Linked DNA regions of Homo sapiens: region 2 is linked to region 1. A link is a contact called in ENCODE Hi-C or POLR2A ChIA-PET data. All regions are on one chromosome and are shown on one strand. Each heading gives the region's core, a stretch centred on a gene start or an enhancer-like site at or near the end of the contact. The rest is flanking DNA. Distances are from core to core; before and after follow the strand shown.

Evidence for each region. A loop is a pair of places that touch in the nucleus more often than their neighbours do. ChIA-PET counts read pairs that join two places held with the same protein, here RNA polymerase II (POLR2A). Pooled maps may share reads with other maps.
Region 2: a pooled map shows a loop between it and region 1 (3-fold over the local background). The contact joins two enhancer-like sites. A Hi-C loop is called at or near these places in 2 of 50 pooled maps. POLR2A ChIA-PET finds 5 or more read pairs at or near these places in 2 of 52 experiments (GM10248 and activated CD4-positive, alpha-beta T cell).

The regions. Positions count from the first base shown.
Region 1 is chr16:23,669,168-23,675,335 of GRCh38, forward strand. It overlaps DCTN5 (dynactin subunit 5), which reads left to right. Exons shown (of 6, transcript NM_032486.4): 6 at 1-6,168. Among named protein-coding and RNA genes, the nearest start is that of PLK1, 6.6 kb to the right of the region's middle. RefSeq lists an enhancer at 1,247-1,476. Within about 2 kb of position 1,429, at least 3 of the 41 ENCODE cell types and tissues checked have a DNase peak (open chromatin) inside an H3K27ac peak, as active enhancers do.
Region 2 is chr16:23,921,607-23,927,959 of GRCh38, forward strand. The region is part of intron 2 of PRKCB (protein kinase C beta); the gene reads left to right. Among named protein-coding and RNA genes, the nearest start is that of PRKCB, 89 kb to the left of the region's middle. Within about 2 kb of position 2,630, at least 3 of the 41 ENCODE cell types and tissues checked have a DNase peak (open chromatin) inside an H3K27ac peak, as active enhancers do.

The DNA.
Region 1 (6,168 bases), core at 179-2,678:
CCTTGTCCTCAAAATACTTCCAGAAGAACAACCAGATGGGAAGGACCTTGGTTGGGACTCTTTCCAGTTCACTTGGGGCAGAGGGAATTTAATGGCTCACGTAGCTGAAAAGGATGGGCTAGATTGGGCTTCAGGCTGCATCCCAGGACTCCAAACAGGGATCTGTCTCTTTGGCTCTCAGCTCTGCTTTCATTTGAGTTGGCTTTATTCTTGGGCTTCACAGTGTGGCCCCACAGCACCAGTTATTGATAAAAAGAGCTCCCCTTTGCTGACAGAACTGCTGGATTTGGTTCTCATTGGTCCAGACGAGGAAGGTATCCAGCCTCAAGTCATCATTGTGGCCAGGAAGATGGAATACACCAAATGGACAGGCCTGGCATGTACCCACAGAGACTGAGAGTTGGTGCTGGTGGTTGTGGTGGCAGATGATATTACCTGAAGAAGGGACGAATGGGTGCTGGGCAGGACAAAGCATCAGCTGTCCAGTTCAGGCCTCTCCTCTTTCCCTGGTGTCTTCATTTTCCTCCGTCTCCCTGCTGTCCCTTACCCTCTGCCCAATCTCTCATTACTCCTGGTCTTGGGAGTTGCCTTCTGAGGATACTCCACTGGGGGTACCTGAGCCTGGATTAGAGGGCAGGGGGAGGATATTGCCTAGCCAAAGTGGGTGTTCAATAAAGAACCATTTGGAGATGGTCTTCTGTCTGGAACTGCTTCCTTTTTGTTTTATTATTTTTCCCCAGATGAGCTGACTGGGCCATGGAACTGCATCCTTATGGTTCCCATAGCACCTTACCGAGGCGCCCTTATCAATAGAGTTTTAGTTATGTACCTGTGTTCTTGTCTGAACCCCTACTAACTGTGAGCTCCTGAGGAGTCAGGCCTGAGTCTGTGGGTCATCTAGCACATCCTTAATAGAATGATTGCCTGGATGTGACCACCCTCACCCCCAACCCTCACACACCCTGCCAGCATGCCTCAGACCTTACCCCAGCTCAAGATAAGTCTCAGATTGCAGGATACCTGCTGCAGGGAACAAAGGTGAATGATTGTCTTGTGAGCCTCCTGTTGACTGATTCTGTTTTACATGGCTGCACAGAGCCCTTGTGGTTATTTGGGGTTGGGGTGGTGGCTTCTGTATTAGTCACTTCTGCATGAACCATTTCACTCAGGATCTGAGGCCACAGTTCCTTTCTTAGTCACTGATACATCTGGCAGACTTGAAATTAATCAGACAAACATTGTTCATAGTTAACATATCCTTGGAAGTTTCTCAGCTATAAGGAAGAGGTCTTGGTGGCTAGGGAGGCCTTTCTCTGTATCCTGTTCTATCCAGTGAGAGCCTAGAGGGTGCTGCCCAGCCATATTCTGGCTAGCCTCAGCGGTTCTCCTGAAAAAAAATTGGCATCTGACAACCTGGATGGTGACTATAGGTAGTCAAATCCAGCTGGCTGGTCTCCTGGGGGTTAGCTTCCATGGAGCTGCAAGTCCCCTGAAATGATACTGGCAGTGTTGGGACAGCGTGTCCGAAGGCCTGGTTTTTTCAGAACTGGTCTCAGCAAAATGTCTCGCCAACTTCTACAGTTCCCATAAGTACATGATAACTGAAACACTTCTAGAGCCCCCCAGCAATGGGCTTGTGCTTTTAGTAGAATATGTGCTTGCTTCCATTTAGGGGTAAGAAGGTGGGCCCCTCACCATATGCTGCACAGAGAAGAGAGACACCATCACTCATTTATTCATTTAACAAGTGCTTTCCAAGCCACTACTAGGTGCCAAGCACTTCCTAGGTCCTGGGGATACAGTGGAGACTAAGATGGAGCCAGTTCTTTCTCATAGGGATCTCACAGCTTAGTGAGTGAGAAAGCCAAAGAGTCAAAATACAGAGAGGGTCTGAGGGGCCCATTTTGAGAGCCATCATAGTGGTGAGGAGTGTGAGTGCTAGAGTCAGGCTGATCAAATCCCAGCCTGCCATTGGCTAGCCTTGTGACTTTGAGCAAGTTATCTTACTTCGTGGAACCTCAGGTTTCTCATCCATAAAATGGGGAAGTTGGATAGGGTATTATGATGATTGAAATGCATTTATACATGTAAAGCATAAGTACTGGCTCAGGGTGAGCACTCAATAAACGGCAGTTTATTAGGCACTTTTATTAGGAAGTGATACACCTTGAGCAAAACCCCTTAGAGTATAAGGCATAGCATTCTTACATATTTTTAAAATTTAAAATAAAATTTAAAACATCTTGCCCTTTATAATCAGTCCGCCACAAACAAGAGATGGAGAAATCACCCTTCCTTGTTTTGTATCTATGGGGTGCAAACATTTAATCCTCCCAACTGTCAAAAAAGTGAGAGTTTCACAGCCTGTTTTACAGCAGAGGAAACTGATATTCAGAGAGGTTAAGTAAATTTGCCCAATGCCACACATCTAATAAATGGCTGAGCTGGAATCAAGGCCAGCTCTTACTTGGCTGCAAAATCCATGTTTTATGCAGCTCCTCCACTATCTTGGCCTCCAAGGCAGCTGGCTTTGAACACTACCCTTGCAGCCCAGTCAGCCAATCCCTTGCTCTCCTGAAGCTTTTGCTGGTGGGCCAGCCCCACCTGCTTTCCTTGTGCACTCTGACTTGGACCCTGAAGTGAGAAGAGTTGGCACAGGACATCTTACTTCCCTGAAAACAGTACCTGGACTTTTCTGTATCTTCACATCCATTGGGCATTGGGCAAATGGGTCATGCAGATGAAAACCATCCAAGATAAGAGACATGGGAGTGAAATTCACACCCACTCTGGCTTTCATACCATGGGTCTGAACATTAGCCCATGGTGTTTCTTGGCCATACTGACCTGTGCCATTTCAGCTGCATTCATCTCAGTTGGTGTTGTCTGCTGGCTGCTCTTTCTGATTTCCCACAGGAGCAGTAAGAACCTGAGGAAGAGTAGGGTCAGAGGAGTCTGGGAGAATGAGGAAATATGAGAGCCCCAGGAACTGAAAAGGCCTGTGAGAGACTCTGAGCTTCCTGGGAACAGGTATAGGTTCTTTTTATTTCAATAATAACAGAAACAACTGTCAAAACCATGTGCCTGTACTATTTGGAGTGCTGTCCTTGCAGAATCTCATTATAAGAACCTTAGGAAATAGGCACATCATCTCCTGGATAGAATCCTAGGAAATGGGCACTATAATGGGCACTTTATCCCATTTTATAAACATGGAAATTGAGGCACAGAGAGATTAAGTACTTTCCCAAGGTCATACAGCTAGTGATGGAGGAGCTAGCATTTGAACCCGGAGTTTTTAGTCTATTGAGTTTAACCGACAGATCATACTGTGTTTTGGTAGGGAGGGAGGGAGGAAGCAAGCAAGTGAACAAATGAGTCTGGGATTTAGGACTTGCCAGACAAACAAGGCCCAAGAGGCAAGTGTGCAGGTGGGTGTAGTTGGGAGTCAGCAGAGTTGGGTTGGAATTCAAGCTTTGCCACCTGCTGGCTATAAACCTTGGTTGGGTAAGTAACCCAAGGTAAATGAGATCATCTCTGTAAAACTCTTAGCCTTGTGCCTGGCACATAGTAAATGCTTAATAAGGGTTCACTGTTAGTATTACTGTTACTGATAACATACAAATAGATTGTATTAATGGACCATAATTGCAACTGTATAAAACAAATTCCATGTTTGGCCAGGCGCAGTGGCTCAAGCCTGTAATCCCATCACTTCGGGAGGCCGAGGTGGGCAGATCACGAGGTCAGGAGATCAAGACCATCCTGGCTAACACAGTGAAACCCCATCTCTACTAAAAATACAAAAAAATTAGCCAGGCATGGTGGCGGGTGCCTGTATTCCCAGCTACTTGGGAGGCTGAGGCAGGAGAATGGCGCGAACCCAGGGGGCGGAGCTTGCAGTGAGCTGTAATTGTGCCACTGCACTCCAGCCTGGGCGACAGAGCGAGACTCCGTCTCAAAAAAAAAAAAAAAAACCACAACAACAACAACAAAAATTCCATGTTGACAAGGATGGGAATATGAGAACATGGAAACAGCTATGAAAAGACATAAGAGAATTAGGAGGATTTTCTTTAATATATCATTTTTTAAAAAAAAACTTGCTTGTATTTGTTTATTTTTTAAATAGAGACAGGGTTTTACCATGTTGCCCAGACTAGTCTTGAACTCCTGGGCTCAAGCGATCTTGGCCTCCCTAAGTGCTGGGATTACAGTCATGAGCCACTGTGCCCCGCCATTTTTTAATAAACCTTTCTAATGGAACAAGTAAAACACATGCAGTGGATGCTCAGCAGGCCTTGAGTGTGTGAATGAAAAATATTTGAACTTGTTTTTACTGGTTGATTTCATTGCTTAAAAAACATACCTTAGCTGGACGCAGTGGCGTGCGCCTGTAGTCCCAGCTACTCATCTCTTAAAAAAAAAGTTTTATGCTTGTTAATTTCATAAATGCTAGAGGGATCACCCTAATCAAATAAAGCTACTCAAAAATAAAATATGAAAGGTGTTAGTGGGATACAGCTTTCTAGTTTTTTGCCACTAGTGGATAGGTTGGAATTTAAATTCTTCGGATATTGGAACCAGAACAGGCTGTAACTGATTATTTTTGCTGTGATTCGTGCTTACTGGAGCCTCGGGAAAGAGGGAGACAACATGTAAAGAGAAGCAATCTGTTTGGAAAATGAAAATACAGTTAAATTGCTAATGAACCCTTGTCAAAATCAAATGTCTCCCCTTAGAGGCTGATGATTGTCTAGTCTAATATGCATTTTTTTTGAGTGGGTCAATTGGACTCTAAGACCAACAAGATAAAAAGGCAGCCTTGCATGTCACTTGGACCACAGCTGTCTGGCCATGCAGCATGCCTTCACTGCTGCTGAAGAAAAGCAGCTGCTTGTTGAGAATCTCAAATTCTCAGATCCTAATTGCCTGGCCCTGACTCTAAGCTGAAACCTGCTACTGTCTGCCTTGAGCTGTTTTAGCCTCAACACGAGCTATGCTGAACTGAAAGCAGGCACAGGCTCAATGACCAGGACTCAGACGTTGGGGCCGTTGGAGATTAAGGACCCCCTCCGTGGAGCGCTAAACTATGAAAACGTCCTGGAACCTGGCTGAAAAGGGCTTATTCTCTAATGGGACCATCTAAGATCAAGCTGCTGATAGGCTCTTTGTCTCTAATACAGAGGCTAATTGCATTCCTAACTTCTAATATTTGCCAAACGCTCCAAGCTGGGGAAGGGCACATCGCAAGGACTATGACCTCTCCTCCTGCTTTTGACAGACCAGACTCAAACCTTCTCTGGGGCTTCTCTCACTGCTGTTGACTTGTTGCATTCAGCTTTTGGGATTAGTTGCAGCTTGCAACAGTGGACTGACAGCCTGACTCTACTTCCCTCACTTTTCTCCCAGCACACACAGCTTAGTAAGGTAGGTGGATTATTAAAACGTAGCTGTCCCCAGAAAGGTATTAGGCTTTTCTAGTCTGCTCATTGAATAATCAGGACAAAAGGGGTAGAAGATTATGTAAACACATTTTGAAATTTTTAAAAATTCAGGGTTTCATCCTTTATTAGTTTGCTAAGGATACCATAACAAAGTACCACAAACTGAGTGACTTACACAATAGAAACTTATTTTCCTGCAGTTCTGGAGGCTGAAAGTCCAGGACAAGGTGTCGACAGCTTTAGATTCTTCTGAGGCCTCTCTGCTTGGCTTGCAGATGGCTGCCTTCTTACTGTGTCCTTGTATGGTCCCTCTGTCTGGGTGTCTGTGTCCTAATCTTCTCTTTTAATAAGGATACCACTCAGGTTGGATTAGGGCCCATCCTAACAATCCCATTTTAACTTAGTTACCTCTTCAGGGCCTATCTTCAAATATACTCACATTTTGAGGTACAGGTAGATGGTTAGGGCTTCAGCATGAATTTTTGTGGGGACATAATTCAACCCTCCACACATAATTACCAATTTCTGAATGTCTTTCTGGTTAAGTTGCATAAAAACGTTTATCTACTTGAACTCTAGGATGATAGTTAAAAAAAAAAATGTTGGCCAGGCGCAGTGATGGATGCATATGATCCCAGCACTTTGGGAGGCCGAGGTGGGCAGATTGCTTGAGTTCAGGAGTTCAAGACCAGCCTGGCAACATGGTGAAATCCTGTGTCTA
Region 2 (6,353 bases), core at 1,380-3,879, 250 kb after region 1:
CCTGACCAACATGGCAAAACCCTGTTTCTACTAAAAATACAAAAGTTAGCTGGGTGTGGCGGCACCCATCTGTCATCCCAGCTACTTGGGAGGCTGAGGCAGGAGAATTGCTTGAATCTGAGAGGCAGAGGTTGCAGTGAGCCAAAATTGCACAACTGTACTCCAGCAAGACTCTGTCAAAAAAAGAAAAAATAAATAAAAAAAGATATGCTATACCCTCATATCACAATAATGCCAGGAAATAGATCATTAATTCTGAACCCTAATTCTTGGGTGGGCATCAAGGCAGGCCTCACAAGAAGAAGGCATTTGAGTTGAATCTTATAGGCTCAGCTGGGTTCCAACAGCAAAGACTTAGGGAAAGGGCAGAGCAGGCAGGGGAACAGTAAGAGCAAAGGCTTGAAGGCATGGAAGTTCATGGGTAATTACTGACTGAGATGTTTGGTGTTATGGTGCATAGAACACTATCGGATGATAATGAAAACATTGAATTCCAGCATGTTTAGAAGGACATTGGCTGATAAAAATGACGTCTTAATAGTTATCTGTGGACAAATTTGTAAATGTAAAAGAGTTGTAGACTCAAATCCTACAGAAATTAGGCAGGAGACCTAAATGAGTGAAGTGGGTGGGTATAAAACAGAGGTGGTGGCAGGAACCCATGTTGAATTGAATAGTGGGTGTTTTGTTTAAAGGGGCACCAGTAGTAATTTTTCCTCTGTTGGAATATGATCCTAGGGCTGCCAGCTCTTCTACTTTTTCAAGAGAAGCCAGAAATCTGGATTTCATGCAAAATTTCTTGTTTTTCTTTTTATTAAAGACATGGTATGGACCAAAAAAAGATGTCTCTAGGCTAGATCTCTGCAACCTCTCATCTATACTCTATTTGCATTTTTAAAGACTATATGCAAATGTTATTTAGCAGAGCTACCTAGTTTTTTTGTGTGATGATAGCATGTGAAAGAGCTATGATACATCTTGGAAATGTCAACTTTGAAATATACAGTGACTGTGTTGGTCACTACAGAATGATCTCTGCAGAAACTTCAGTTACATTTTCTCTAAATGACACCTTTGCTTTGACAACACATTTTCAAAAAGAAAAATAGCAAACTACCCTTCCTCCAGGGCCTTAGCCACAGTAGCTCCTGCCAGCATAACACAATGCTGCACCTTACTGAGGGATCAGGAAATGTGGTTTGATTTATAATTATGGCTTCATGGGTAGAATGGTGGCCAATGTCCACATGAGCCACACTCAGTGGCTAAGATCCAGAGGGCATTTAATTTAGGTAGCCAGTGTTACAGACATAGTTTAGATTTTTGCAGCCTTGACCAATCTTAATAGATCTGTCTGTTCTTTAGAGTTACCTTTTTTTCCTGCCTCCTAGCTACCTACACCTTTTAATGCTAAATGTAGTTAGCTAGTGAATGCTGTTATTTGAATCTTAAAATTTCAGGTTGGGACAGAACCTTAAAATTCATGTATTTCAACCACCCTTTGTATGAGGCAGGAATCTTGGTTATGACAGGTGACAGAAAATTCAAACTAGCTTAATTCAGAAGGGAATTTATTGCCTTTATAAAACCAAAAAGTCCAAGGGTAGCTGCCTTCAGGTATTGTCTGATCCAGGGGTTTGTTATGTTTCCAGGACATGGTTTCCTTTATTCCATCTCTGCTTATGTATTGGCTCCCTTCTCAGATGGAAGAGACTCCCCTCATCAAGGTGAGATGGCTATGGAAGCTCTACTCACATTTCCTCTAGGTTCAAGTCCATGTAGAGAAGAGCACCTCTTTCTCTTGTTATATCTCACAGGCTCTAAATTAGCTACTAGGGCCAGTGAAAAAGCAATGTGCTGATTGACCACCCTTATCTACTCTTGGAGTTCCGGATGGAATTAACACTACCTGAATTATGTGGACCAAGAGTGGGAAAGGAATAGTTCTCCAGAAGGATATTTGGTATTGTTATTAAAATAAGGTTAATTGAATACTCACTGAACCATCTAATGCTTGAATTCCCTTCATAGCACGCCATTGGTGACTGTCCAATCTTCAGTTACTAACATGCTACCCCCAAAATGGTGTGTTTGTGCAGCTCTAATAATGACAGGGTTTCTCCTAATACTGAGATGATATTGGCATCTCCATAGTTCCAGACATTATTTCTGGTCCCAACCATAATCAACCTGTTTTGACACGGGTGAACATGTAAGGGAAGGGATTGCTCATTGTGGTCACAGAAGTAACCTACCCAATAGAAGCACACCAACTTGAAGCATGCTTCCATGATCACTGAGGGAGGAAAATGATTGGCAAGTCTCGTATTGGTCCTTGAAGCGCTCCCTATAAACACTTGTCACTGCCAAGCGTGTATCACTGGCCAAAGCAAGTCACATTGTGATATGATTAGACTTTGTGTCCCCACCCAAATCTCATCTTGAATTGTAATCCCCATAATCCCCATGTGTCTAGGGAGAGAACTGGTGGGAGGTGAATGGATCATAGGGGCAGTTTCTCCCATGCTGTTCTCATGATACTGAGTGAGTTCTCACAAGAGCTGATGGTTTTATAAGGGGCTCCTCCCCCTTCACTCCTCACTCTTCTCTCTCCCGTAGCCATGTGAGAAGGTCCAAGCTTGCTTCCCCTTCGCCTTCTGTCATAATTGTAAGTTTCCTGAGGCCTCCCCAACCATGCGGAACTGTGAGTCATTTAAATCTCTTTCCTCTAGAAATTACCCAGTCTCGGGTAGTATCAAGATAGCAGTGTGAGAACCGACTAATACGCATGGCCATGCCTAACTTCAAAGCGGCTGGGCAAGTATCATATTGCTGTGTACTTGGGAGGAGGGGAGAATCAGAATATTTGATCTGGCGACCACCACACAACTGAACTTCTCTATTTCTGTGTTCTTCTTGTTAACCATCTAGTTTCTGTTTCCTCTTGTGACACATATATTAATTAATTTTTCAATACCCAAACACAAGCCTCTAATATTTATCTTTGTTTAGTTACTTCCTAATAAACTAAGATATCTCTACATCCTGATCCTAAAATTCAAAGGCTCCACGTATACCATGGTGACTAGTTAATTCCAATATATTGCATAGTTGAAAATTGCCAAGAGAGTAGATTTTAAGTGTTCTCACTACGAAAAAATGCATATGTTAAATAGCTTGATTTAGCCATTTCACTATGTATACATGTAGGAAAACATCATGTTGTACACTACAGATGTATACAATTTTTACTTGTCAATTATAAACAACAACAACAAAACTGCAAAGTCTCCTTAGACCCACCCAATCACATGTTGTCTGCTCATTTAATGAGTAAATGCTATATAGGTTCATTCTGGACCTGGGTAAAATGATTTACGGACTGGGACCAAGTGGGAGGACCCTATTTCAATTCATTAGGTAAGGTCTTCCAGGTCAATATTTGACCATTGATTGGCACATCTGGGGTATAGTTATTTAACTGCCTTCTAGTTTACCTCAATATGACCCCTCAGTGGAGGGAAAATGGAGCACAATGACTAGAAGAATGTTGAGAGATGAGGAAAGAGAGAATGGGATGGAAAGAACATAAAATAGGAAAGCATTGACATTGTCACTTCTTGGCTATTTCTTCCTGTAAAATTTTGCCTGGAGTGCCCTACAATGGGGTCCCCATCCTCTGCCCTGATAACATCTTAGTGGATCACTCCTCTCTCCCTTTTCATTCTGCAGGACTTGCCCATTGGGGCTCTTTCAGACCTGACTGGTCATTGGGTATCTGTGGCCATGATAATCACTCTCTTCCTGGACGTGACCCTCCTCTCGTTAACCAGGATGCCTGTGTTCTTAAGGTTGGCCGTTTCCAAGGACAGAGAGCTTGCATCCCATTTCTAGGGGACTGGGGATCCAAGGACTCCATTCTTGACATTGTCTTGTCAGCCTTGAAGTGCCGAAACCCAGCATCCCTGTCTGAGGTCATCCTGTCTCTCTTCCAAACATGAGGACTTCTTAAATTTTTTAAAAAAAGTTTTTACTTGTATAAATTGAGAAGGCACAAGTGCAATTTTGTTACATGGATATGTTATTTAGTGGTAGAATCTGTGCTTTTGGTATGTCCATCACCCAGATAGGGTACCCTGTACTCATTAAGTGATTTCTTATCCTTCACTCCCCCACCCAACCCTTCCAAGAAGGATGACTATTACTCAACAGTCATTCAGTAGCCATTGGAGAATGACTATTATTCCATACTCTGTGTCTATGTGTATTATATAGTTCCCATTTATAACTAAGAATATGCATTATTTGACTTTCTCTTTCTGAGTTTTTTTTTTTTAAGATAATGGCTTTGGGTTCCATCCTGTTGCTGCAAAAGACATGATTTCAGACTGGGCATGGTGGCTCATGCCTGTCATATTAGCACACTGGGAGGCTGACGAAGGAAGATCACTTGAGCCCAGGAGTTTGAAACCAGCCTGAGCAACTTGGTGAGACTCCGGCTCTATAAAAATTAAATTAGCCAGGCATCGTGTTGTGTACCTGTGGTCCCAGTTTCTTGAGAGGCTGAGGCAGGAGGATCTCTTGAGCCCAGGAGTTCAAGGCTGCAGTGAGCTATGATCACACAACTGCCCCCCAGCCTGGGTGACAGAGTGAGACCCTGTTTTAGTCAGGACTTCAAGACCAGCCTTGCCAACATGGTGAAGCCCCATCTCTGCAAAAATACAAAAATTAGCTGGGCATGATGGCGGGTGCCTGTAGTCCCAGCTACTCAGGAGGCCGAGGTGGAAGAATCACTTGAACCCGGGAGGTGGAGGTTGCAGTGAGCCGAGATTGCCCCACTGCACTCCAGCCTGGGCGACAGAGTGAGACTGTTTCAAAAAAAATAAATAATAAATAAATAAATAAAAATAAAATCAAAGGTCTTACTCTTTTTTATGGCTGAGTAGTATTCTATTGTGTGTATGTATATATAGATATACATACATATACCACACACATACGTGTATATATGTATATATATGGTGGTATGTGTGTCTATATACACACAATGATATGTATATTAATATATATGTATATATAAATATATATACATTTTCTTTATCCAGTCATCCATTGATTGATGCTTAAGTTGATTCCATATCTTTGCTATTGTACTGTGATAAACGTATGAGTGCAGGCATCTTTTATATAATAATTTCTTCTTTGGATAGCTGCCCAAAATTCAGGTAAAAGATCTCAGTCTACAAGGCAGCTCCCAAGCTTCAAAAAATTGTCCTGCCAGATTTTTAAAAGCAAGTTTTCTCAAAAGCTTCGATGTATACATTGGTCGATTTATTTATCCATTAAAGTATTTATTGAATACTTCTTACTGCGTATGGTGGTGGTGGTGCTGAGGTGTCTCACAGTGAACACAACAGGCGTAGCCTCTGCTATTACCAAAATTATTGTCTGGTAAAGAATGCAGATGGCTAACCAGGCAGGTGCCTGTACGGTGAGATATGTGCTGTGATGGCTGTAAGCGCATGGTGTGAGCGTAGAGTTGGGTGCTTAATTGAAGGCATCAGGAAGGCTTCCAGGACTAAATGATATCAAAGTCCCACCTTAAGGATGACAGGTTTAACTAAGTAAAGGAGGATGTGGAAAGAAGGGGGAGAGTGCTCCAGGCAGAGGAAATAGTATATACAAAAGCACAAGAGGATTGAAGAACCAAAATCACTTTGGCATGGCTGGAATGAAGGGCATGTTTGTGTATTTTCAGGGTAGGGGATGTGTTTAGGGACAAGCTCAGAGAAAAGGAAGTAAGGAACCCTGTCATAAAGGGCTCATCTGTCCTATGAAAGAGTGTGTACATTTTATTCTGAGAGTACAGAGCCTTTTCTTTTTTCTAAGCATTACATGATTAGATTTGTCTTTTAGAAACCACTCTGGCTGCCGTTAAAAATGAATTTCACAGTGACAAGGCTGGAGGAAGGATCTTGGGTTAGGAGGCGGTGGTAGTAATCTAGGCAGGACTTGAGGACGCCTGAGTGGTGGTGAGGAAGGAGAGAGGTGGATGGAAGATTCAAGAGATATTTAGGGGGTGTTATTGAGAGAACTTAGTGATTGATTTGGCGTGGGAGGAATGAGAAAGTCAGGGATGGCTCCCTGGTTTCTGGCTTGGGTACTAGGTGCGCTGGTGGTGCTTTTGACAGAGATAGAACCATGGGAGGAGGAACATGTTTTGAGGGAAGGCTGTCTCCCTTTTAGACACCTAGTTGGTGTCCAAATGGCACAGACCAGTTGGCGTGTGGATATCTTGGGGCTTAGGGCGTGGATCTGGGCTCAGGGTGGAGATCTGAGCCTTAGCTGCACAT